Linked DNA regions of Mus musculus: all the other regions are linked to region 3. A link is a loop called in an ENCODE intact Hi-C map of the cell type or tissue named here. Cell type or tissue: left cerebral cortex. All regions are shown on one strand. Each heading gives the region's core, and the rest is flanking DNA. Links, peaks and the distances in the headings are about the cores only.

Region 1 (8,428 bases), core at 2,799-6,798, 51 kb before region 3:
TCCATGTAATGTACATCTTACCTTAAATGTTTTATTATATACTGCAGGTATATTTTAGACAATATTTCCCTACTTGGAACAGAATTTATTCCACAATCTCCCACAACTTGAGTTAGCCGAAATCTTCCAGTAGCATTTCTAAATATTTTCTCCCAGCTGCAGGCTTTAGTGTCACAAAATTAGAGCTTAGAATGTATCTAAATCATCACTGAATTTTGAAAAAAAATATGAGCCAGTATAAAATCAAAATAAAAATAAAAGTTACAAAAAAATCAATTCTTCATCTCACCATCTACACAAGAAAACGTATCTAAAAAGTCAAAGTATAGAACAATTCAGAAATTTCTGAGATTCCCATATTAACTCATAATCATGACCATGAATTCCAGGCAGCCTTCTGTACAGTCATGTAGTGTAACAGAAGTCTGGACACTCAGATATGTTTTCCCTATTAGTTTCTCAGACAGAGTGAGACTAAAAAGGTTGCTAGGTTGCATTAAAGGGATGTAAGAATATCCACTCTTCTTCCCATGGCTGTCCTACAGCCAATAGGGGTCTTGTATACTCATATAGAAAATGAATAGCTATTTTAAATAGTGAAAGAGACGTTAACACTGCCTCAGAAAACAAATAAGAGTGCACATTTGATTGTCAAAGAAAACTAGTTGCCAGGAGAGTGACACTGAGGCAGTAAGAGAAGGCTGATCCACAGCATCTTTACTGTCCTCTGCAAAAGACCAACTTTGACACAAGGGGGTAAACTGAGGCAGGCAGCCCATGAGTGGCCAATGCTGACTGGGGTGGATCTAGATACTTATAGGGGCTGCTGTTTATGGCAGCCAGCGGTTTGAGAATAGAAAGAGAAAATTCTCTCTCTCTCTCTCTCTCTCTCTCGATCTCTCTCTCTCTCTTTCTCTCTCTTTCTGTCTCTCTCTCTCTCTCACACACACACACAAATACACACACACAGACACACACAGACACACTGAGTGGATGAAATGAAAAGCAGAGTCCAATAACTTCGTACATATGAATATATACATACCTGCATACATTCATGCATACATAATACACATGTGCATTCATATATCATACAGACCTACAGGCAGACATATACACATTCATACATAAAATGGTTAGAGCAAAGCTGCAGTAAGCAGACTAAGCATTTTATACATCCACAATATACACATATACATACAGTTGGTGGATAGATCAAGCTCCAACACACACACACACAGGCAAGGTTTATATATATACATACATACACATAGTCAATGAGTGGAAGAAACAGGGTTTCAACCCCCCCCCATTCATACAAGCTTTACATATATACATACATATACATGTTTGATAGATGGAAGGAACAATGTTCCAACCTCCATACTACATTTTTCATTCCATAGTTTATATATCCAGGCAAAATCTTTCAAGTAGTTTAAAATTACAATGTGATTACATTTTAGTTTTCTTCTAGTGAATTATCATGAAAAAAAAATGTGATCCCTAACATCTTTACAAGAAAGAACATTATGTAGCACAGGTAAAAAAAAAATTATTTCCAAAAACTCACGTACGTACATTCGTACCTAAGCAACTTGTTATAGATTAAAGTATAAGCAAGTAAGGTAGTTTTCTTAGCCAGCTTCTCTAACTTGCAGGCAGCAATTTGTGATTACAAAGAAAGGAGTGATTATTTTATTACTTATCTTTAAAAGTGATCTAGTAAGAATCACAAAAGAATCGCAAAACTAAATTCTTATATAAAAATCAGTTATATATACTTTAAATCCTCATAATGCATATCTACTCATCAGCAATTCTTAATAAATCATGGCATGGAGCTGCGGGCAAAAATGGGTATAAAATTGGGTATCAATTATCACCAGTCCAGCCTCAGTGAGAGTCATGTCAGCCAGTGCTGTCATTGTTCTTGTTCCCTGACCATAAAATGTCTCTAGTTTAATTAATAAATGTATGCCCTTCTGAACTATAAATTGTTTTCTAGGGTTTTCTACATCAAAACCAGTAGTAAAAGCATCTCAACCTAGCTTCACTACCAAATTTATTTTTCCAAGTGTTTTGTAAGGTGCTGACAATCTACATTGCTAAGTTTTTTTACTCCAGCCAACAATGCCTGAAAGAGATCAAGCATTATCACTGAGTTCCAGAGATACTGTCCAGTGAGGGACCAGAAGTCACTTTAAAATTTCCATACACTTCTTAGATTAATTGGGGTGTGAGGGCAGCAAGCAGAGCAGAGCTATGTAAAAGTAAGAAGTCCTTAGGAAACATGGTCCTCTCTCTGGGTTATGCCACACTGAGGCTCACCCACATGGCTGTGGTAACAGGTGGGCCACATTCCATGAGTTCTAAAGCCCTAATTCATTCCTCCTGCATGGCCTTCGGGAGTCCTCTGTACCTGTTTCCAGATGATTCAGAGGCTGAGCAAGAACATAGACTTCAAGGGATGGTGTGGAGATGGTTTACCATCAGAAATCTAGTGAGCAGCAGAGACAAACATTATGCAGGCACTGTGGGATTCAGTATCCCTCATAGAGGAGAAACTGCTGTGGGCATAGGGGTTTGGGCACCAGGAAGCCTTGTTAGTTTACCTGTGTGTTGTCAGCACGAACAGTAAGTGTATCCTAGAGGCATATTAGAAATGTCAACAGGACTCAGGTAGCAAAGGAAACTGCAACATGTCCAGTCTAGGTAAGTCTGTCTTAATCCTTTTCTAATGTAGAAGAGAACTAGAAAGAGTTTTTCTCTATCTAGGAAGAACCAAGCAAAAGTCAAATACAAGTAATAAGCAGATGCTGAACAAATGATAGGAAGTCTCTTCAGAGCAGATGGTATGTGGAATATCTACAACACTCTGTGTCACTCTAAGATACATGGTTTTGTATCAATGCCATGCTACCTGGCCCCTTCATCCTGACATCTATTGCAACTGACAAACCTTCTGTGATCGTTACTCAATGTGCCACACTGAATTTTACAGGAGGTGATGCAAACTACAGAACTGTTGCCGTGCCTTCCAAGAGTGTGAAGTGGACTGAGGTCCAGCTCAGTGGTGGAATGTTTGCCAACCATATGTGAGGCTCTGAGTTCAATTCACAGTACTGCTCAGGGGCGTGTGGCAAGAGAAACAGACAGAGGAATGGAGACAGAGGGAAAGAGAGACAGAGACAGAGAGAAAGACAGACAGTAACAGAGAGAGGGAGGACAGGACACAGATCAGGGAGAGGGAGACTCTAGTTTTATTTCTACTTGACCTGACTTTTACTTGCATTTTTAATATTTTACACATATGAAGACTTTGCTATATATGTGTATCATGTACATTCCTGGCTCCTGGAGACTAATGAGAGCATTAGATGCCCTGGTACTGGGGACTTTTAGGTACTGTGTGGGTTGCGGGAATTGAACCCCAGACCTCTTCAAAAGGTCTGTGAATGTTCTGAAGTACTGAGCCATCTCTCCGTCCTCCTTATATGACTTTTTAAAATGAATGTCCTTTTCTAAGGATTGCTTAGGATCAGAGCTCTCCAGTTGTCGGCGGGGAGAATTCAGCTGGAAGGACTAGTGGTTGCTATGAAAAAGTATCTTCTGACCATTGTAGCATGGAAGATGGATTGAAAAGGCAAGTTGTTCAATCATGGTGATGGGTAAATTCAGCAGTTTATTGAGAATTGCTAGAAAAATAAGGAGTCTTCTGTTCCAGGTATTGCAATTCAATAAAAGCATCAATGTTACTGCAAGGTAGCCAGCCCAATGGGGCATCTGCAAGCGCCTTCTATCTAGAGTAACACAGTTTTCTTATCCCAGCTGCCCAGACATAGAGTGGCTCAGGGAAAAGCAAGGGGGGATGAGGAGAAAGAGAGAAGAAGGGAGAATGGAAGGAGATTTTTAAAAGAAAGAAAACAAAGGAAGGATAAAGAGACAGGAAAAAAACGAAGCTAAATCTGGAAGGGAAGTCTCAAGTGTTCCAATACAAAACCCAAATGTTAAAGAAGAAGAAATGGAGACAAAGAAGTTTAAACGATTTGCTTAATAACACACAGCTAATGACAGAGCATGGATTAGAATTTACTCCTTCAGGTACTTGAAATAATGTTCTTTCTTAATATACCACACTCTTAAGTTATTTAGTACAGAGTCTAAAAAAAAAAATACTAAGCAGGTTTTAACATTTATCCCTTTGAATATTGCAGGCAAGTTTGAGAAAAATAGTAATTGTGAATAAAAATTGATTCAAGGATTTTTAAACAGGTGCTTCCATTTGTAACGAGAAAAATAGAGAACCTTTCTCTAGTCAGTTGAACATGAATATTATGTGAACAAAAATGCAAATTGCAGCATCTTTCACTTGCCTCTCTTTCCTCACTCCCTGAAGACCCTTTTGTTTCTAAGTAGAAATTAGCTAGAGAAAGAAGTCCCTGTGTCTGAAAGGCAGGGCCCCCACTTATCAGACCCCTACGGCTGTGTTTGCTCCCCAGTCCTCATTTGGCTAGATAGGAGAATCCTATTGACATTACATTCTTAAATATTCAGATATTCTTTTATTCCAAATAATTGGGGATTGTCCAAGGAGGAAAACGATGTGAAAGGGGGGAGAATAAGAGACAGCCCACCAGAATTTCATCACCTTTTACAAACAGTTCATCATTATAAAAAGTTACTAAAATCACAAGAGATCAAGAAAATTAACACTTAGTACAGAGAAATAAAAATATGTCTTGACTATATTGGTGGCAGGGCACAGAAGATAAAAGCCAGCTGGCAGTAAGAGAGCAGCCTGGAAGGAGTACTGGAAATAAACCAGGCAGACATCTCAGCACACCCCATGACAAGAAAGAGAAAGGAGGGTTTTGTTATTTCTGGCTGAAGTTATTAGATGAGCCAATATCAAATGCAAAGTGCTTTGAGCCCGTTTTAGCAGCTCTTTCTTGTATCCTTTCATTATTCAGGAGCAATCTTTAGTGTCCTGATCACTTCGCTTTCAACCTTCTGCAGTTGCTCCATCATGACTCACGTCCCTGAAGATCTTGTTTTCAAAATGTACCCTTCAGTGGTGTCTCATTAGTACCAGGGGATACTGCAGGGCCAGCACATCAACTTACAAGTAAAGGCATTATGGTGAGTGTTATTTCCAACTTTAATCTCAGGTTCAAACACAGATCGTATAGCTAAAATCTTAAGGATATATCAATGTCAAAGGTAGGAAAGGAGGTCAAGCTGAGTGCGGAGAGCTGCTGGAAGCTGAAATCCTATCAAGGCAGCAGGTCATCCCAATTCCCCTTCATGAATTCTTTACAAACCAGGGACTGATGGTCTCTAAACCAGTTAAGGTTTTGTTGCATTGTCACGCAAACTGCCTAGAATCTCTATCAAAGGAGCACCTTCAGGGCTCTGCAAGGTTGCAGAAGGTTTCAGCTCTATTCTTGGTCTGTCTACATTGTGTTTGTTACAGAGACATTGGTGTGTTGTTATGTTCATTTCTAGACCAAAGCAATCTCTTGAAGCTACTGAAGTAGTCACATGCCTTTTGGTTGCTGTGGATGATGCACACATCATGAATTAGCAGGGAGTGTCTGGCACATCTCCATGAATTCAAACAATTTTGCTGATTTAAAATGTGAAACTTGGAAGAGTAAAGGACAAACACAAGAATGTAGATAAGAAGAAGGCAGGCAGAATAAAGGGGTGGGTGGGTAGGAGGAATGAGGATGCAGAGACTAAGAAAAGAAATGGAGTAGGTGACAACTATGAGAGGCAGAAGCTGTGGGTCCAGATTGACCAAAACTTCTCTGGCTTCGTTCAGTTCAGGATTTCAACAGGACAGTTATTTTACAGTCTCCCAAAGAAATTGTGTTACTGAAAATGATGTGGATATGAAGTTAGCATTAATTACCCATATTAGATTTTAGGACAAATGCAAAGTGCCTTTGCTTATAAGGAAAACTGGTAACTTATTTTCTAGAGTTAATTTCATAAATGAGAAAACAGGAATTTACATGCCGAAAGAATGTTGCAGATGGGAAATCAATTATAGATGGAATAGAGATGAGATATATAACCATAGGTGAATTACTATAGAATATCTGCTTATAAAAGCATTCTAGCTTCTGGAGCAAGCCCAACTGCTCTGAGGAGCCTGTATCCCAGGGAGACCTCTACTCTTCTGCTGTCTTCCCTCCCACCTTTGTCAGACCTGCTGAGCCTGAACCATACAAGTTAGCTTCCCTTTCCCCACCCCTCTTCCCTGTTCGCTGAGTCCTCTGGGCACGCCAAGCTGCCCTGATCAGTCTGCCAGCCCAGATAGACCTCCATTCTCCCACCACATCTCTTCTCACCTTAATCCTGAAACATAGAGACTTGTAGATTCTGAACCATACAGACCTGTAGATCTGGGTGTCCATCAGAGGCCTGCCACATCAGGACCATCGAGGTTCCAACACCTACTACAACAGAAACAGCCAGAGACCAAGGCCATTCAGATAGCTAGAGGTCATCTAAAGAACACAATCAACAAAAGCTAGGGCAATATGACACCTTCAGAGCATAGCTAGCCTTTTACAGTAAGCTGTGGATATCCTAACAAAACTGAACCACAGGAAAATGTGACTTCTCAATATAGACTCTAAAAGCTAGAATGGGAATGGACAGATAACTTGCATCCTCTAAAAAAACCACAGATACCATCCCAGACTACTATACCTAGCAAATCTCTAAATCCCTATTGATGGAGAAAACAAGATATTTCAATAAACATCCAAATTCAAACAATATCTATTCATAAATACAGCCCTACCAAATATACTAGAAGGAAAAGTCCAACCAAAGGAGGATAACTACATCCAAGAAAATACAGGAAATAAGTAATTGCATACCAGTATAACAAGGGAAGCACACAGAAACACACACACACACACACACACACACACACACACACACACACACACACCACTAACATCTTCATAACAGAAAAACAATCCCAGATCATTAATATCTTTCAATGGACTCAATTCCCCAACAAAAAGACACAAGCTCACAGAATGGATACAAAAAAACAGTATCCCTCATTCTGCTGCATTAGACAATACCTCAGAGTAGAGGGCCCGAAAAAGATTTCCAAGCAAACAGGTCCAAAAAAGCAAGCTGGAGAGTTGGAGTAGCCATCTAATATCAAATTAAATATACTTCAAACAAAATTAATCAAAAGAAACAGAGAAGGACAGTTCATATTCATCAAAGGAAAACTATACCAAGATGATAGCGAAATTCTGAACACTTATGCACCAAACAAAAGGGCTTCTGCATTTGTAACAGAAACCTCGCCAAACCTTAAATTGCACATCAAACCCTACATATTAATAGTGGGAGACTTCTGCACACCACTCTTACCAGATGACAGGTCAACCAGACAAACACTAAAGAGAGAAATAATGAAACTAATAGACATAATCAATCAAATGGGCCTGACACACATCTATAGAATATTTCACCCGAACACAAAAGAATATATCTTTTTCTAAGTACCTCATGGATTCTTCCCCAAAATTGATCATATAGTCTGTCTTAGTCATTACCATTCCACATTGATGTTCATCACCAATAGAAGTCAGGACAGGAACTCACACAGGGAGGGAATTTTGAGGCAGGAGCTGATGCAGAGGCCATGGAAGGGTGCTGCTTACTGGATTGCTTCCCCTAGCTTACTCAGCCTACTTTCTTATAGAACCCAGGACTACCATCCAGGGATGACATCATCCACAATGGGTTCGGCCCTCCCCCTTGATGACTAATTGAGAAAATACCTTATATCTGGATCTCATTGAGGAGGCTCCTTTCTCTGTAATAACTCCCTCTTGTGTCAAGTTGACAAATAAACCCAGCCAGTACATAGTCAATAACTAAGGAAGCATCAACATATACAAAAAATGTAAATAATGCCTAGTATCTTATCAGACCACCATGCATAAAGGCTGGACTCCAACAACAGAAAAGACACCATAAAACCTACACACAGATGAAATCACAAGTCTCTACTCAATGATCATTGGGTCAAAGAAGAAAAAAGAAAGAAAAGACTTTCTAGAATTCAAAGAAAATGAAGGCACAGCAGACCCAAATTTATGGGACACAACAGAAGCAGTGTCAAGAATAAATTTCATAGCATCAAGTACCTCCATAAAGAAATTAGAAATCTCTAATACCAGGAATTTAATAGTAGACCTGAAAAGCTTCATTTAAAAAACAAACAAAAAAACCCAAAACAAACAAACAAACTAACAAACAAACAAACAAACAAACAAAAACAAGCCTTCCAAAGAGGAGTAGAAGGCAGGAAATAATCAGAATCAGGGATAAAATCAGTCAGAAACAAAGAAAACAATACAGAGTATCAATGAAACCAAGACCT
Region 2 (8,428 bases), core at 1,922-5,921, 330 kb before region 3:
TCTTTCAGGCTCTGCTCCACATTTTGTCTCCCTATTTCTTCCCTTGAGTACTTTGTTCCACCTCCAACATATAACATGAATGAAGAGAGTTAAAGAAGCAGCTTTGTATGTGTAATACGATCGTACTTGAAAACTAAATCAACTCTTTGTATGAAAAAAAGCACAAATCAATGCTGCTATCAGAATTATCACCAAGCATTGCTAGATTGAATACAGTAATATTCAAAAGCAGGTATCAGGCTTAAGTGATTCTCATGTTAGAATGCTGGGTTCACTTAAAAATAATAAAAATCAATCAACATAATTAGCTGTACTGATTGAAAAGAAATAAGTCATATCAACTCATTAAAGTCATAGAACATAGTTTACACATTATATAATTTATTAATTTTTACTTATTCATTTTCCATAGTGCTCACTGCCCTCTCCATCAGCCCCTCCTGCAATCCTTTCTCCTATAACCCTTCTCCTTCTTTTCTGAGTAGGTAGAGGCCCCCTGGATAGCTCCCCAACCCTGGCAGCTCTAATTTTCTAATTTTAATTCTAAACATTATCTAATTTTATTGATAAAATTCATAAATAGTCAATAGCAACTTATTTAATTTAATAAGATACATCTTTGGAATATTTGTAACTAGCATATCTATTGAGAAAATTGAAAAACCATTAGTCTTCAGGTTGGGAATAAAGTAAAGATTCAGTATCCTCCCTTCTATACAATATGGTTCTCGAAGCCCGTGTGGTGCTGTAAGAAAAATAAAATAAATTGCCTAGATTTGGTAAGAAAGAGCAAAATTTATTATGCTTCCATATACTATGCTTACAATACTTAACAAAATATGGAAACATGCTTAAATTTTATAGGATCTAAGGATATAACACGAACAACGATAAGTTGTTATGTTATATGTTACAATGAAAAATGTAAAGTAAAATTAAAAACATTCCTATTTATAGTTTGAGCCAAAATAAATGGCATAGTGAGGGTTACATTTGCCAACATATATGTAAGTATTTTTTGCTTTAGTAAGACAAAGCTGAGAAACTCACCAATATCACACATAGGGGATGTATCAAAGTCATGTACTGGAAGATTCAGTATTAGGATACCAATTTATTTTCTTTTAATTTCTTTCTATTAATTCTACATCCTGATAGCTACAAATTTAACAAGTACTACTTAAAAATAAAGTTATGGAGCTTATCCTAATATTTATATGGAAATATAAGGGGCCTGGAAGAGCCAACAACATTTACAAACATTGAGATGAGTTTGATGTTCACATACATTTTTAAGATATAAAATGAAGAGTAGCAATTTATTGACAATTGTGTAGTGTTATCATGGAGAGAGTCCACAAATACGTGCTGAATTGGTATTCAATACAGATGCTTATGCACTAAAATGAGTAAGAATACTTTTCAATAATGTTTTAGGATAAATGGAGAGTCACATCACAGTGAAAAATACCTTTTCTTAAATCACACCAAGAAATTATAAGAATGCATTGTGGACCTTATTTATGAACCAAAATCTAAACCTTTTGTGGAAAGCACAGGAGAAATTTTAAGAAATACATAGATATTTAAGACAGAAAATGTAAGCATTATTCATCAACAAAACTGTGAAAATATTGTGTCCTAAAAAGCACATCAAGAAAATTAAAAAAACAAACAAAATAAAATGAAAGACAAAAATGAGCAACAGATCTGGAGAGAACTTTCCTGACATATATTTCTGACAAGGAACGTTCACAGTCCAGTAAGAAAAAAGCAAAGGATCCAATAAGAAAAAGGAAACTCTTTAGAAATGAAGGAACTGCTCAAGAAACAGGTGACAAGAGTTCAGTATCATGTGACCACCATGAGCATCAACACACAGTCACTGGCAAGGTGACAGTGAAGAGAGATGCAGTATTGATCATCTCTAGGTCAGGGGAGAGGCTAACTTGTTCAAGCAGGTGCAGATACTGGGCCCACAAAGAACTCTGAAAGACATTTTTTTTAAAACCAGGCAACAGTAATTCTCTTCCTAGATATTTATCCAAGAAAGAACAACAAAACAAGATTGATATTTGAATATTGACAGATTCTTTACCTATATAATTCCCAACGAGAAATGACTAAAATGACCCACAACTGATTAAGAAAACAAATTTGGGGATTCAGACATTGTATATTACTCAGCAATAAGACATAGAACAGTGAAAGGCCTGGAGAGAATAGATGGAGTGTTTTATATAGATTATGTGTGCATGTTGAATAATATGTATATGAACTGATGTGTGTATAAAGCATGTTAAATATGAATATGTATTACTTACCATATATTTGAGGGTCTAGGGAAAGTAAGTGATCTGTAGCCATGAAACGCTTTGTATTGCTTATATACAAGTGGAGTTTATGGATTTCCCACAAGGCATCTTTAAAGGACCTTACAATGTGATTGGTATGATCTATTTCCTGACATAAAAATCCTATCAGATGGTATAATTAAAAGACTTCATTGTTTTATAAATCAGTCTTCAGTTATACAGTTTGAATTTTTGTTTATATTGTGTTTCTATCCACATTTTTCAGTTTCTGTAGCTGGGTATGGGTGTTCTCAATGATACTTTTGTTCTCTTATCCTGTCTACTAGCATCCCCTTCCTCTACAGAGGCAAGCTTTATCTAAGGACTTGGTCAGGCTTCTGTCAAGCACTGCTGCTCAGTAGCTTTTACTGTGGTGTTTGGGACCTCCTCAGTATACACACAGTTTGTGTATCTAAATTAATCATGTCAGATTGTCAAAACATTAGAATTCTCCTGTCTCTTCATTTCTCTAGCACTATGTATTTTCAAATTTCTAATCCTTTGTTGCTTTCCATTGCCTTTAAACACATGCTTCTCACACACTAATGGTTAATGAAGGGTGACACAAACTTTTACCATCTGTTTCAATCAACCAGGTAGAGTTAGTGTGAGAAAGTGAGATAGATGTAAATGTAGATAACAGTTTAAAGAAGTCCCAATAAAAACCTGAATTTTGTACTATTAACATTCTACAAGAAAGACTATCAGTGTAGCCTGGATAATAAGAGGCAGAGCTATTGTCTTTCATATATCACACGCTATCCTCCAAGTCCCAATATACCTTAAGCTTGTTTGCCTCTTTCCTCTACCTTTACCTCCCAATGGCTGGATCTAGCAACTATACAGAATACAGAGAATTGTGGTCATGGTCTTGTGTATGCCAAGCAAGCACTCTACCTACTGAAGTGTATCCTTAACCATAAAGATGGAGCACATGGTGTGGTGCTGTGAGCTGGACTTGGAATCTGTATTGTGGTTAAGCAAGATGATAGTATAGATGGGAGAACAACCTGAGAAGCCTGTGTGCTGGAAGCAGAGATCTAACTTGTGATGGGAACAATAGCTATATAAAGAAAGTGTGGAATGGACAGAGAAAGCATTTCAGAGCACTTTATGAGACACAAACCAGTTAGGTTTCTTGCAAGATTGCTTAGTTAGTGGTTTAGACAGACTAAAGCAGGAAGTTGTGATTTTTGTTTCAGTACTTTTCTTTACCACCATATGACTTCTGGTGCATCAGAAAAAAATAATGACTTTTTCCCTAAAAATTTGTAAAGAAAGATGGCTTAGGCTCCTATTCGATGGTCTTATCTGGGAAACATTAAAAAGCTTATGAATATGGTTTGTAGGGTGTCATGAACAGATAGATGTGACCTTTTCACAAAGGCGTTGACAACTGAGTCAGAACGACATACTTTACACGCAACCACATAGAGCCAAGGAGCTATCACCACTCGCATCCTTTTTAAAAAATCTGTCTAGCAAATACATATGTGCTCTCACTGCACGTGGTTCTGGCTCCTGAGTTTCTGAAGTTATTCATAGGAAAATTGTCTAAATTTCTTGAGTATAATCTTAATGGTATCTTTATTTACCTCTGCATTACCAGGTTGAAAATTTGCAGATTATAGTTGCTTTTGAATGAATGTTTGCTTAATGAATTAAGTTTATGCTTTGTCTTATTAGTTTATAGAAGGAAGACAGAATGAGCCATGAGCTTACTTCTTCCTATGTCACTATTAGCAGTGTGAATTGATTATAAATGTTTGAAAAGACATTTGGCAATGGATATAAAAGCCATACCGTTACAAACATTTCTTTGAGCTATTACAATTCAACTCCTAGACATGTATCATAAGGAAATAATGTAAAAAAATACCATTTATGAAACTTTTCATCAAAGCTGCTAAAAATGAAAAAAAAAAGCGACCTAAGCAGTCATACTATCTAACAGTGGAAAGTATAAAACAATGGTAAATTCGCCATCTGGACTGGTGAGATGTTTCGGGGCTTAAGAGCACTTACTGCTCTTGCAGAGATAGAATTAGGTTCCTAGCACCCAGTTCACTGGCTCAAAACTGGCTGTACCTTCAACTTCATGGAATCCATCACCAACTTCTGGCCTCCAAAAGAGCTAGCAAATGTAACACACACACACACACACACACACACACACACACACACACAGAGAGAGAGAGAGAGAGAGAGAGAGAGAGAGAGAGAGAGAGAGAGAGACTAAAAACCATTAACCACATAACCACAAATACCATAAAGGACATAAAAATATGACCATATTTTAAATGAAAATTACAATATAATAGAAAGATGTTAAAAGTTATAACCATTTAAAAGAGACAAATATGGTCAATTTTGGAGAAGGTCCCATGAGGTGCTGAGAAGAAGGTATATCCTTTTGTTTTAGGATACTTTGCCCCTTCTTAGAATTGGAAACAATCTCCCATGGAAGGAGTTACAGAGACAAAGTTTGGAGCTGAGACAAAAGGATGGACCATCTAGAGACTGCCATATCCAGGAATCCATCCCATAATTAGCCTCCAAACGATGACCCCATTGCATACACTAGCAAGTGTTTGCTGAAAGGACCCTGATATAGCTGTCTCTTGTAAGACTAGGCCGGGGCCTAGCAAACACAGAAGTGGATGCTCACAGTCAGCTATTGGATGGGTCACACAGCCCCCAATGGAGGAGCTAGAGAAAGTAACCAAGGAGCTAAAGAGATCTGCAACCCTGTAGGTGCAACAACATTGTGAACTAACTAGTACCCCGGAGCTCTTGACTCTAGCTGCATATGTATCAAAAGATGGCCTAGTCGGCCCTCACTGGAAAGAGAGGCCCATTGGACACACAAACTTTATATGCCCCAGTACAGGGGAATACCAGGGCCAAAAAGTGGGAATGAGTGGTTAGGGGACTGGGGAGGGGAGGGTTTGGGGGACTTTTGGGATAGAATTGGAAATGTAATTGAGAAAAATATGTAATAAAAAATTGGAAAAAAACAAAAGAAAAAAAAAGAGACAAATATACTAGAACATCAAAACTGAGAAAATAATAAACATTTCTGTAGGAAAAAGGATGTAAAACTTCTGGCGGGTACTGAGAAGATCATGATGGGTACTGAGAAGGTCCTGGTGGGTACTGAGAAGACCTTAGTTGGTACTGAGAAGGCCCTGGTGGGTACTGTGGAGGTCATATGAACCACCAGAGTGAGTATGTGATCATCTGGGTAAAGCAGACAATGGATTCAAGTTCCAGATTTTTTGCTTGGACTTCTGTGGTCATGGGAAATCTTAGTGTCTGTTTAGGCAGGAGAATAATCTTCCTTATGTACCTCATGGTGTTTTAGAACCTAGCCAATAATGATAGTGATGGAATTTTGAAACTAGTAATAATGAAACATGATGCAAATTTCCATGCATGACATGAATATTAACATACCCTGTCATTCTCATTGTGCTTTCTAGCAGTAAGGATGACAAAATGAAATCATGACAGTCTTTAATATTAACCACCTTCTCCCGGCAAATATATCAGTTTGTTAGGGCACAGATATGAAATGCTCTTATAATAGATGTTAATATTAGGCCTGGACATGGTAGCAATGAGGCCCTAACTAGACATGCCATTGTTGTGTAGCAGTGGCCTTGTAAGTGAAATATTCCATCCTGGAGGAAAGCTCATTTAGGTCTAAAATGAGCCCCCATAAGACACAGGAAGTTTAAATTTCTAAAGAGAGGTAGGTTATGATGCTGCAAGTAAACAATACAGAAGTCTCAGGAAGTCCCAGAAACTTGTTATATGTGCAAGGCTATATTAGCAATAAAGGGTGCCAAGGAAAGAAGAATTTGTATCCTGCTGAGCTACCTACAAATCATGCAAAGAGTCCCAGGTTTCATGTTTTCATGAGCTGTCACCCCATGCTGGGTGCATAGCTGACTTTGAGTCATCCTTGGTCCTGTAGGTAATCTCTCACACACACTCTTGGGACTGACCCTAATGAAATCATTGGTTCACCAAGTTGGACTTTTATGCTATCATTACCTTGCTCTGTCATCAATACTTTATCTGGACTGAGTAAATACTCATTTGCATCTCCCTCAAAATAGTGTCACATGAAAGGGGCAACCAATCCTGTCTCCTTAAGCGTCTACATCTCAAATAATGGCCCTCATCCTGAAAGTACTCCCCCCCCCCTTTAAACTTGGGTTTCTAGTTTGAATTTACTAATCTTTTTCTCTCTGGGGAAATTATATTTTCTAAAAATACTGACTAGTTTTCTGCCATTTGCTGCTGTGTAGCTACTCAACATTTCACATTACTAGTGCCTTTGGGTGATAAGCTCTTAGGAACAAGAGCTACTCTTTATTTTTGCAGAAGGTGCCCTACTTTTGTGCACTGAATATAGAACTCTTGCAAAACTGTATTCTAGAAACAGGAACTCAGGATAGAAATAACCCCATCCTTCTCAGGAGAGCGTGACTGTGGTAGTGAGTTTGGAAGGATATAAAATTAGATTGTTGCTAAGGAGAGCTCAACTACATTTCCTATTTAATCTTTGACTTTTCCCATGACCTGTGGGGAAAAACATTCCCACCCTGCATACCGAAGGGCACATTGATTCATTCTGCTGATTATTCAGTGCAAAATTTTATTGCTTAAACAGCTATGACAGAGAATGGATCTCTTCTTACTCATTAACATGAATATTCACCAGAATTCAGCTATGAATGTCACCAACAGGATGCAAAATTTTCATCTCATAGTCCACATGACCTGCCTGTGACTCAAATATTCATTTAAAATGTTCTGAAATTCAGTTTGAAACTTTTTTGGACTTATTCAAAATACATCATACAAGTTCCAAAAGTGTATTTGATATCATCTACATTAGCAACTACTCAATAGAAATTCATGAACAAGAATTTAATGACAGATCATAAGAACGTCACAAAGTCCTTTGATATCTCATTGGCATGTGTAGAAAAAATTGCATATCAAGTCATGTGTATTGTCACTTCAACACATGCTAATTTCTAGCTTTAATGAAATACTATGACCAAAGCATCTCACAGAAAAGACAATTCATTATGGACTTGGTGTTCCAGGAGATTAAAACAAAGATATCAGAGCAGAGGCAGTAAGTGACAAGTGATGCTGAGGGCTCAAATCTTGAACCACAAACAAGAAACAGAGAGACCTCATTTGACATGGCATGAATGTTTTGAAAGCTCAAAACCAACCTTGGTAATGTAATTCCTCTATCAAGCCCACACCATTAAGCCTATCCAAACATCCACCAATTGGGAACCATATCAAATGTCCTAGATTTATGGTTCTCATCTCATTAAAACCATCACACTATCCTTCTTGCCTTTGTAGTTTTTCATTTGTTTTCATTGTTTAACCTTTCCACCCCATTTTTTGAAGGTCTTCTTTCTTTTCCTTTGGTATATTGTGCATATGTGGATGTGTGGGTAGAGATGGAATGCACTGGAGAGGAGGGGCCAGAGGAGAAGGTTGAGTGTCTTCCTCTGTTGCTTTCTATTCATTCTTTTCAGACAGTCCCTCAGTGAAATGAAGGTTCAGAGCTGGCTAGACCGGAAGATGCTGGATATGCCTTGCCTCTGGCCCTTGGTGCTGGGATTATAGGTGTGTTCAGACATGTCTGAGCTTTTATATTATGCACATTATAAATATTTTCCTTATGAATGCATAGTTCTCATACTCACTGAACTAACCTATCTTCTCAGATCCTCCCACTATTTGAAACTTGGGGTGTTTTACAGCACTCAGATTGTTAGTGCTTCTGTTTATATTTGAATTCTCTTATATGGCTATGTAATTATAAATGCATATAACACATGAAACATAGTCCATAAGCACAGTCATACAGAAGACTATCAGTATCTATCTATGCTTCTATCTATTTGTTTATTTTTACCTTGTATCCAAGAAAACATTGAAGTTGGCTCTTTGGTATATAGTCCTCACTGGAATCTCAGAGGCAATTGAACTATTTGACACTAACTGCTTTGGAACGATAAATAACTTCAGGA
Region 3 (8,428 bases), core at 2,488-6,487:
AGGGGATTCCCTAACTCTTTCATGGTAAACTCACCTATTCCCTAGGCAATTGTGAATTCCCTTGTCTGGGTAAGACTGGCTATTGTCTCAAGTAAACACTCTGCAGACCAGCCCTAAGCTATTCCGGCTCCCTCCATTCTTTGTAATGCCTGATTAGTTTGACCATCTCTACTAGAAGTAAATTTGAATGTTACTGAATAGGCAACATTCTTACAGAATTGCTATGAAATTCCAAGTTTGTCTGCTTCAAGGATTTTCTGGGACGTTGGGACACTGACAGAAGCCCTAGCTATGTCAGAATTCAATCTTTAAAGGCACATATAATGAAACAGTACTGAAAGAGATCACGTGGATCCATACACCAGACTAACGTGGGGATAGGGTATGAGTATACGGGTTATGAGAATGCCATGGTTCCAGGGGGTTGAGTTTCCTTGAAACTCTTTGCCTCGTGAGTGCTTCCAGGCCTCTAGGCCTGCCAAGCAGGCTTCCCTGGAGTGTGCATAGCAATATGCAAAGTCAAAAACTGTCCATGTAAATAGCATAACATAGGATGCTCCTCTAAGTGCTTACATTGTGTGGTATCCCTGCAGCAGCTGGAGTCACATCTGTGGAAGGATGCTTTGGGCACTGGGTTTCACTTACTTTTCCTAACGTAAGTGAGGGAATGCAATCAGGTAACTTGAAGTGACTGTTTCTCTTTGAGGAGGGCTGATGTTACCTCTCTGTACCCCAAGCACCATTTTCTGCTTTCCTTTTCTCTCCAAGTAACTGAATAATGAGTTGGACAGCATTTGAGAAGGTGAGAAATTAAAGTAATTGCTATGCAGAAGTGAGCTTTGGGATATTTTGACTTAGTGGTGTTTTCCTGTGGTTACACCAATGTCTATTTTCCAGTTACTCCTGTGCCAAATTTTAACTTTTCTGGGCATTAGACACGTTCTAAAAACAAGAACAGCACTATATATAGAGAAAAGACTAGTCACTATTAATAAAATTGAGCAAAACCCCTGAAGTCACATTTCTGCAAAATAGTTTAACACTTGGAGACTTGGCCCTGTTATCTCTGAAAATACCAAAGCTACTTTGTCCTCTGACACAGTGTGATTGTGTTTCAGATTTGCTATTCCTTGAAGGTGACAGGAGACAGAGGACAGAAGATAGGACAGAAGCCAGGGGCTGAAGACAGATGAGCACACACAGAAGCAGAGAGAGAACATAGCGCCAAGGATCAGAGCACAGGGCAGAGGGGAAGGATAGGAAATAGGAATGGTGCACAGCACAGGGGCAGGGGACAGAGAACAGGAGACAGAAAACAAGGACAGGAGAAAATACACGCACTCTCTCACACACACACATACAGAGAGAGAGAGAGAGAGAGAGAGAGAGAGAGAGAGAGAGAGAGAGAGAGAGCGCACAGAACAAAAGGCACAGGGAATGGGAACATGCATCCTAAATCTAGTTAAATCAGTTGAAACTGAAGGTCCCTCTTCTACCTTTAACTGAAGGCAGTTTAGGAAAGTATGTCTCTTCTAGGGCTTCTGGGAGCAGTGGTGCAATTCATTCATAGGCAGGTATCTGCTAATACCCTGAGGTTGTCTAGAGGGTGAGCACAAAATAGATATTAGAAGACGACATCTGGGAGTGAAGTCTGTGGCATATGTGACTATAAAATCTGAATATAAATGTGCAGTTAAGTCTAAGAGAGGTAATGTACATGTGTATATCAACGAATGATGTTTATAGCAGTAGTAAATTTAGAAAGTGATATTTATAATTAAGAGTACATTGAATGGCTTTGAATCATCTATGAAATTGTACATTGTCACTCAGAGATGATTTTTAAAACTCCACAAGAGAATAAGAGGATCAATACCACTTCAGTTGATGGGAAAGCCTTGAGAGATTATGTTGGATGTTCTCACAGACTAAATGACAATACAACAAATCAAAAGTGGGCCCCAGGATGATATCCTCCAGATGCATCCATTTGCCTAAGAATTTCATGAATTCATTGTTTTTAATTGCTGAGTAGTACTCTAACTCCATTGTGTAAACGTACCACATTTTTTGTATCCATTCCTCTATAAGGGACAGCTGGGTTGTTTCCAGCTTCTGGCTATTATAAATAAGGCTGCTATGAACATAGTGGAGCATGTGTCCTTATTACATGTTGGAACATCTTCTGGGTATATGCCCAGGAGAGGTATTGCTGGATCTTCTGGTAGTACTATGTCTAATTTTCTGAGGAACTGCCAGACTGATTTAATTTAATTTAATTTTTAATTCACTTTTTACACACCATATTCCATTCCCCACCCCTGCCCATCTACCCCCAACTGCTCCATTTTCCCACACCTCCTCCTCACACCCCTGTCTCCACATGTCTCCCTCCTCACCACCTGACATCTAAACTCTCTGGGCCTCCAGTCTCTTGAGGGCTAGGTGCATCATCTCTGAATGAACAGAGACCCAGAAATCCTCTACTGTATATGTGTTGGGGGCCTCATATCAGCTGGTGTATGCTGCCTGTTTGGTGGTGCAGTGTTTAAAAGATCTCAGGGGTCCAGATTAATTGACACTGCTGGTCCTCCTACAGGGTTGTCCTTCTCCTCGGCTTCTTCCAGCCTTTCTCTAATTCAACAACTGGTGTCAGCTGCTTCTGACCATTGGTTGGGTGCAAATATATGCACCTGACTCTTTCAGCTGCTTGTTGGGTCTTTTGGAGGACAGTTATGATAGATGTTTGTGAGCACTCCATAGCCTCAGTAATAGTGTCAGGCCTTGGGACCTCCCGTTGAGTTTGATCCCACTTTGGGCCTGTTGCTGGACCTTCTTTTCCTCAGGTTCTTCTCCATTTCTATCCCTGTGATTCAGTTAGACAGGAACCATTATGGGTCAGAGATGTGACTGTGGGATGGCAACCTCATCCCTCACTTAATGCCCTGTCTTCCTGCTGGAGGTGGGCTCCATAAGTTCTCTCTCCCTGCACAGCTTGTCAAGGTTAAATTAGTGAACTTCATGGTCAGTGAGAAACCCTATCCCTGCCTCCCTCAAAAAAAAAAAGTCAACCGGAGAAAAATTGAAGATATGTAAGATACTTAATGTCAACTTTTGGTCCATATGCAAATGCACCCATATACACATATGCATATAACCACATTACCAAGCATATATTACACACACACACAGACACACACACAGACACACACACACACACACACCCACCCACACCACCCACACAGACACAGAAAGAGAGAGAGAGAGAGAGAGAGAGAGAGAGATATGAGATGAGGGTTAGTACTTTTAAATGGAAATTAATATTGACTCACTCTCCTAAATGGCCTAGAAACTACTTACAGTAGACACAAGCTAGAGAACTGTGTCATGGCTTCTATTCACATGTGAATTCATATAACATTCTCCTGTCTAGCCCTTAGATGGAAAAGTAGAGAATAGGAGAAACTACTGATACACGTAAATAAACAGGACATGGTGTCAATAGCAATGAACGTGAAATAAGAAGTCTGATGGAGTATCTAACAACAGGCAGTTTGTCCACTCATCTTGGCCTTACCTGTTCTCGAGGGTTATTGGTAGGACTAATGGGGTATACGAAAAGATAATCTGTGTCAGCTTAAAAGCACTTAGCCAATTGATAAAAAAAAAAAAAAAAAAAAAACTTTATGACTGATAATTATATTATTTTTGGACACATAAAACTATTTTCTATAAAAATAGAAAGCTTGCTTTTGTGTCAAGAAGATAGTAAAGACATTGAATATAGCCTTTTTCATATATCAGTAGGTGTTCAACCCATGCCTTCACCTCCTTGAAAACCGACAATTCGATACACTCCCCATCACCAGCACCTATGTGAAACTAGCTGTTTCCATCCCTTTACTTGCCTTTTGTCTTGTATTTGGTTGGAGCAAAGAGAATATTAACTAACCCAGGCTTTCTAATTACAGAAATAATACAACCTTAAAGGGTAACACAAGAAAACAAGTGGAAAGGTGATTCAATGTTCCTCAGAATTAGTGATAGCCACACCAGGAGTGAGCATGATAGTGGAGATGGAAGGACATATTAGCATTATTGGTAATTTTAGAATACAGGACAAGTGATATTAGCCAAAATATGATATGTTAATTGTGAAGAAAAGAATCAGTGAACAATGCCAGGGGTGTGTGGAAGCCAGGACTGTGAAAGGAATGGTAGTAGCATTCATTTAGTCATAGGAGATCCTGGGATTAAGTAGTTTAGGGTGGTGAGGTTGAAGTCTAGATATCCATTTTAGAAGTCAAGCTTGTTATGTCAAATTAGACTTCCAACTGGAGGTGTTAGACAGCTGAATAAGAGATTTGAAATTCAGAAGTTAGGCAGACTAAAAATACAGTGTAAGAGTCATCCACTGCAGATGGAGGCTGATGACTCAGACCGTAGAGCAGGGCTGAGATCACTGTGGAAAACTGCTTTCCCAAGTTTGAAGACAAGGCTAACTGAACCCAATTGTCTCATCATTTTTTTTATACTTTAGTAAATATATAGATGCCTGATCAGTATATGTGTATATATGCTCATGTATACACACCAATAGTTTTGTATGCACACACACACACACACACACACACACACACACTCATTTGTCTTGCTAGTTTCTTACAAATATATTACATTTCTGCAAAGTGATTTCATTTTAATTCCTTTTGTTGAGACAGGATCACTGTATGTAGTTCAAACTGTCTTGGAACTCACCATAGATCCCAGACTAACTTCAGACTTGTGACAATACTGCATCATCTCCTTCTGTACTGAAATTACCTGCATAAGCCATTACCCACAGCTCTAAGGTAGTTATTATGTGCAAAATTCTTCATTGTCATATGTAAAAGAAAAGAAAACCGTGTAAACATAAATTAGTATTCCTTGTCTAGGGTAGTCTGTCCTCGTATCTCATCTAAGTGTTCATGTATTTTAATAGCCACCTATTTCCTTATTGAATTTACCTGTGCATTCAAAGTTTGTTACCGTCTCCGAAAGTGGTCAATAGCATGACTTTATATTGAGGCAGTTTGGACTGTCTCACCTTTTCTTTTCCTTGGGACTCCTGAGACTCTATGGCTTAGGTTTCTAAGCTGTGGATGGCAGTGAGTAGAGGCGATCCACAGAATTCTGTGCTGGCACATACAAATATTTAGGAAACACATTTCTGTGGGCTTTTTCTTCCACAGAATTGATATGAACCATTTTGAAGGATTTTACAAGCCAAATCTTTAAGATACTTATTTTCAGTGTACTGTCTTCTGATTTAAGTCCTATTTGATAAAGAGCCTTTTATGTATTGAAGTTAATTATTCTGATTTATCATGGGAATGGATTTACAATAATCTAGCAGCTGTCAAATGTACAGCATAATACCACAAAAAGACAAAATTTATATTTATATAGTGAAACACAATGAATAAGGCAACTTACAGGAAAACAAGAACGTTTATTTGGGGCTTACAGTTTTAGAGGGGTAGGAGTCTGTCACCGTGATGGGATGCAGGCAGCCTAATATTGGATGAAGCTTGGGGACTCTTATAGAAGAGTTGGGGGAAGGATTGAGGTCCCTGAAGGGGATAGGAACTCCAGGACAAGACCAACATAACTCAAATGACTTGGACCCTTGGGGGCTCTGAACACTGATCCAACAACCAAAGAGCATACACAGGCTGTACCTACACCCCCCTGAACACATGTGGCAGATGTGCAGCTTGGTCTTCATTTGGGTCCTGAACAACTGTAACGAGGCCTATCTTTAAAGCTATTGTATGTCTGTGGTATCCATTTCCGTAATTTGGCTGCCTTGTCTGGTTTCAGTGAAAAAAGAAAGATCTAGCCCTGTAGAGACTTGATGTGCCAGGGTAGAAGCATACAGGGGAGGCTGCACTGTCTCAGAGAAGAAGGGAAATGGGAGTGGGAAAGACTGTGGGAAGGGGGCCAGGAGGGGAGGCAGTGACCAGGATGTAAAGTAAATAAAGATTTAAAAGAAAAAGAAATCCCTTTTCTTTTTCTCTAACTGTACTTTAGGTTGTTTCAGCCTTCCATCCACTCTTTAAGTTCATGATGTCAGCTATTCTATACATTGGTAATATCGTTCTTACTTTAGTCCTCACTCCTAACAAGTTTTGCTAAGACATGGTTGTCATGAGCCCTCAAAAGTTCACGCTGCAGCTGTGGTATCAGTCCTGTGACCTGCAAAGCTGTGTCACTGAAGGTAGAGTGACCAAGTATGAGGCAATAACATAGAGTCAAAGTGTTTCCTAATGAACATATATTTGGATCAAAAGAAAATAGGTGAACAGAGTTCTTAATAATTGGACCCATATGCAATGTCCAGGTAAAGTTAATTTTACAACAAGAATAATATTGTAAATGTTACCAGCCTGAGATTCATCTTAATTGAGGTTTCTGTGGCTAAGATAATCCTCTGAGGAGCATTACTGATATTTTTGAGATTTTTATTCTAACCTCTACTGATTTACCATCTTGCTTTGATTAACCCTTCCCTTATGTTCACACGCAATACTTGTCTTAATATTACTAGACTGTCTCAACTTGTCCAAGTATGTTCTGAGCATGCTTTCCTTTTAAATTTTAACTGAATGCTATCATTTCCGTATGAGTCTAATTTGTTCCCCAGGGGTTCTTGTGTCGGTATGTAATCCCTCATGGCCAGCATTAAAAGAGTGGAAACTTAATTAATTATGACAGTTAGAGGTAGAGACTTTGGGATGTCATGAGAAATGAATAAAATCAACAGGGTGGAGCAACCATGATTGAATAGTAGTGATGTCTTTATAAATTGAGAAATCAACATACATGCACATAGACACACACACACACACACACACATACACACAAGGAGAGAGTGAGAGAGAAAGACAGAGAGAGAGAGACAGAAAGAGACAGAGTCAGAGAAATAGAGACAGAGAGAGAGAGACATAGAGAGAAACAGAGACACGGCAAGACTACTCTCTCTTCTTGTGTGATGTTGAGTATCACTTTGGAATTCAGTCAGCAAAAAGAAAATCACCAGATATGGGCCTTTGGCCCTTCAGAAAAAGTGAACTTTGTCAACCACTTTTCTTAATCATATGTGACTCAGGTTGGACATCCCACTATAGTAATACTTCAATATCTTGAAGATGATATGCTGCTTCGAGTTCTCTAAGTTCAAATGGAACAGAGTAATCTTCATATATGGACATATGATTTTGCTTAATTATCTTTTGTCAGCTATAGTTTTTAGAAAATTCCTCTCATAAGGCCTAAAGGTCAATTAAATAAGATTTCAGTATTTACATGTTAGAAGCCCTAACTTCTACCATGTCATCTTGGAAAGGAATTGTTATAAATGCTCAATGTCTACACTAATAGTGAGTTGTCAAATTGTCCCCTCATCTGCCAAGTCACTTCACTTTGGACTCTTAGAAACAAACTCTTCCAGCAGTCGTCCCTGTGCTCTTGTTAACTGATTCACCTGAAACTGCTTGGTCCCAAGTGCAGCTGGAAGAGATTACTTAATGTCCCTGATCAAAGTTTACAGGAAAGTCTCACAATACAATGTTAAAGGCAACTGGGAAATAAGAAAAACAAAGCTCAGAGTGGTTATGGCTGCTGGCACTTGTCTTTTGAGTCTAACTATGGGAAGACAAGATCCTAACATTTACCACTTCAGGGTGCCCCCATTTTCTACCCTAAGATGGCTATATGGAACTAGCCCTTCCCTAGGGGACATCACACTCCCACAAACGTGGAGATGGCCTACAAATATAAACACACCCGTATTCCAAATGGCTGCCCTGTACTCTCTGATGCTAGGGTACTCACATGAAGCTGAGTTTGAAATCTAGTCTATGCTGTGTTTAGTCTTCTGCAGTTTCCTCGAAAAAGTCCCCTGCGAGGAGAGATGACATGTTTACATTACAGAAATTTTAGGTAATATGCTTTTATTTCTATTTATCTTGTGGTTCTTTAGCACACAAACTAAATTTTGACTTACATGGTTGTTTTTGTTTTTGTTTTGTTGTTTTGCAATCTGAATTCTTTGACACATCCAGCTGTTATAGTGTTGGATGAGATTGGTTTTCTCATACAAAGAAGTCTGCCTCTATTATATGACCAGCTCCATTTCTTAGCTCTAAAAAGCTTCTAATCTCAGATCCTGGAATACAGTATATTTAGGGTGTATCAATAGTAATTAGGAAAACCAAAACTGGCAACATGGTTGTTTGTTTCAAACATCATTATCAAAGTTAATGGTTATGTTTCTATAAGACAAAATATAATTTAATCTTTTTTAAAGACACAAATAGAAAGCAATGTTTCAACAGAATTTTACTGTGGGGAAGAAAATCATGATTCCCAGAAATGTTGTGTA

The links. A loop is a pair of places that touch in the nucleus more often than their neighbours do. Peaks named below come from ENCODE experiments on the same cell type or tissue, not always from the same donor. Only the 100,000 strongest peaks of a DNase experiment are listed, where the experiment ranks them.
Region 1: a loop joins it to region 3, with 8 times the contacts of the local background. A loop is called at or near these places in 2 of 42 quality-filtered maps.
Region 2: a loop joins it to region 3, with 7 times the contacts of the local background. A loop is called at or near these places in 2 of 42 quality-filtered maps.

The regions. Positions count from the first base shown.
Region 1 is chr13:25,953,184-25,961,611 of GRCm38, forward strand. The region is part of intron 1 of Gm11351 (predicted gene 11351); the gene reads right to left. Among named protein-coding and RNA genes, the nearest start is that of Gm11351, 8.9 kb to the right of the region's middle. In left cerebral cortex, for the core only: no CTCF peak of the experiment used is centred there; DNase peaks (open chromatin) are centred at 4,969 and 5,636; H3K27ac peaks cover 428 bases.
Region 2 is chr13:25,671,628-25,680,055 of GRCm38, forward strand. No RefSeq gene overlaps it. Among named protein-coding and RNA genes, the nearest start is that of Gm11351, 290 kb to the right of the region's middle. In left cerebral cortex, for the core only: no CTCF peak of the experiment used is centred there; a DNase peak (open chromatin) is centred at 3,721; H3K27ac peaks cover 496 bases.
Region 3 is chr13:26,004,910-26,013,337 of GRCm38, forward strand. No RefSeq gene overlaps it. Among named protein-coding and RNA genes, the nearest start is that of Gm11351, 43 kb to the left of the region's middle. In left cerebral cortex, for the core only: no CTCF peak of the experiment used is centred there; a DNase peak (open chromatin) is centred at 4,422; H3K27ac peaks cover 904 bases.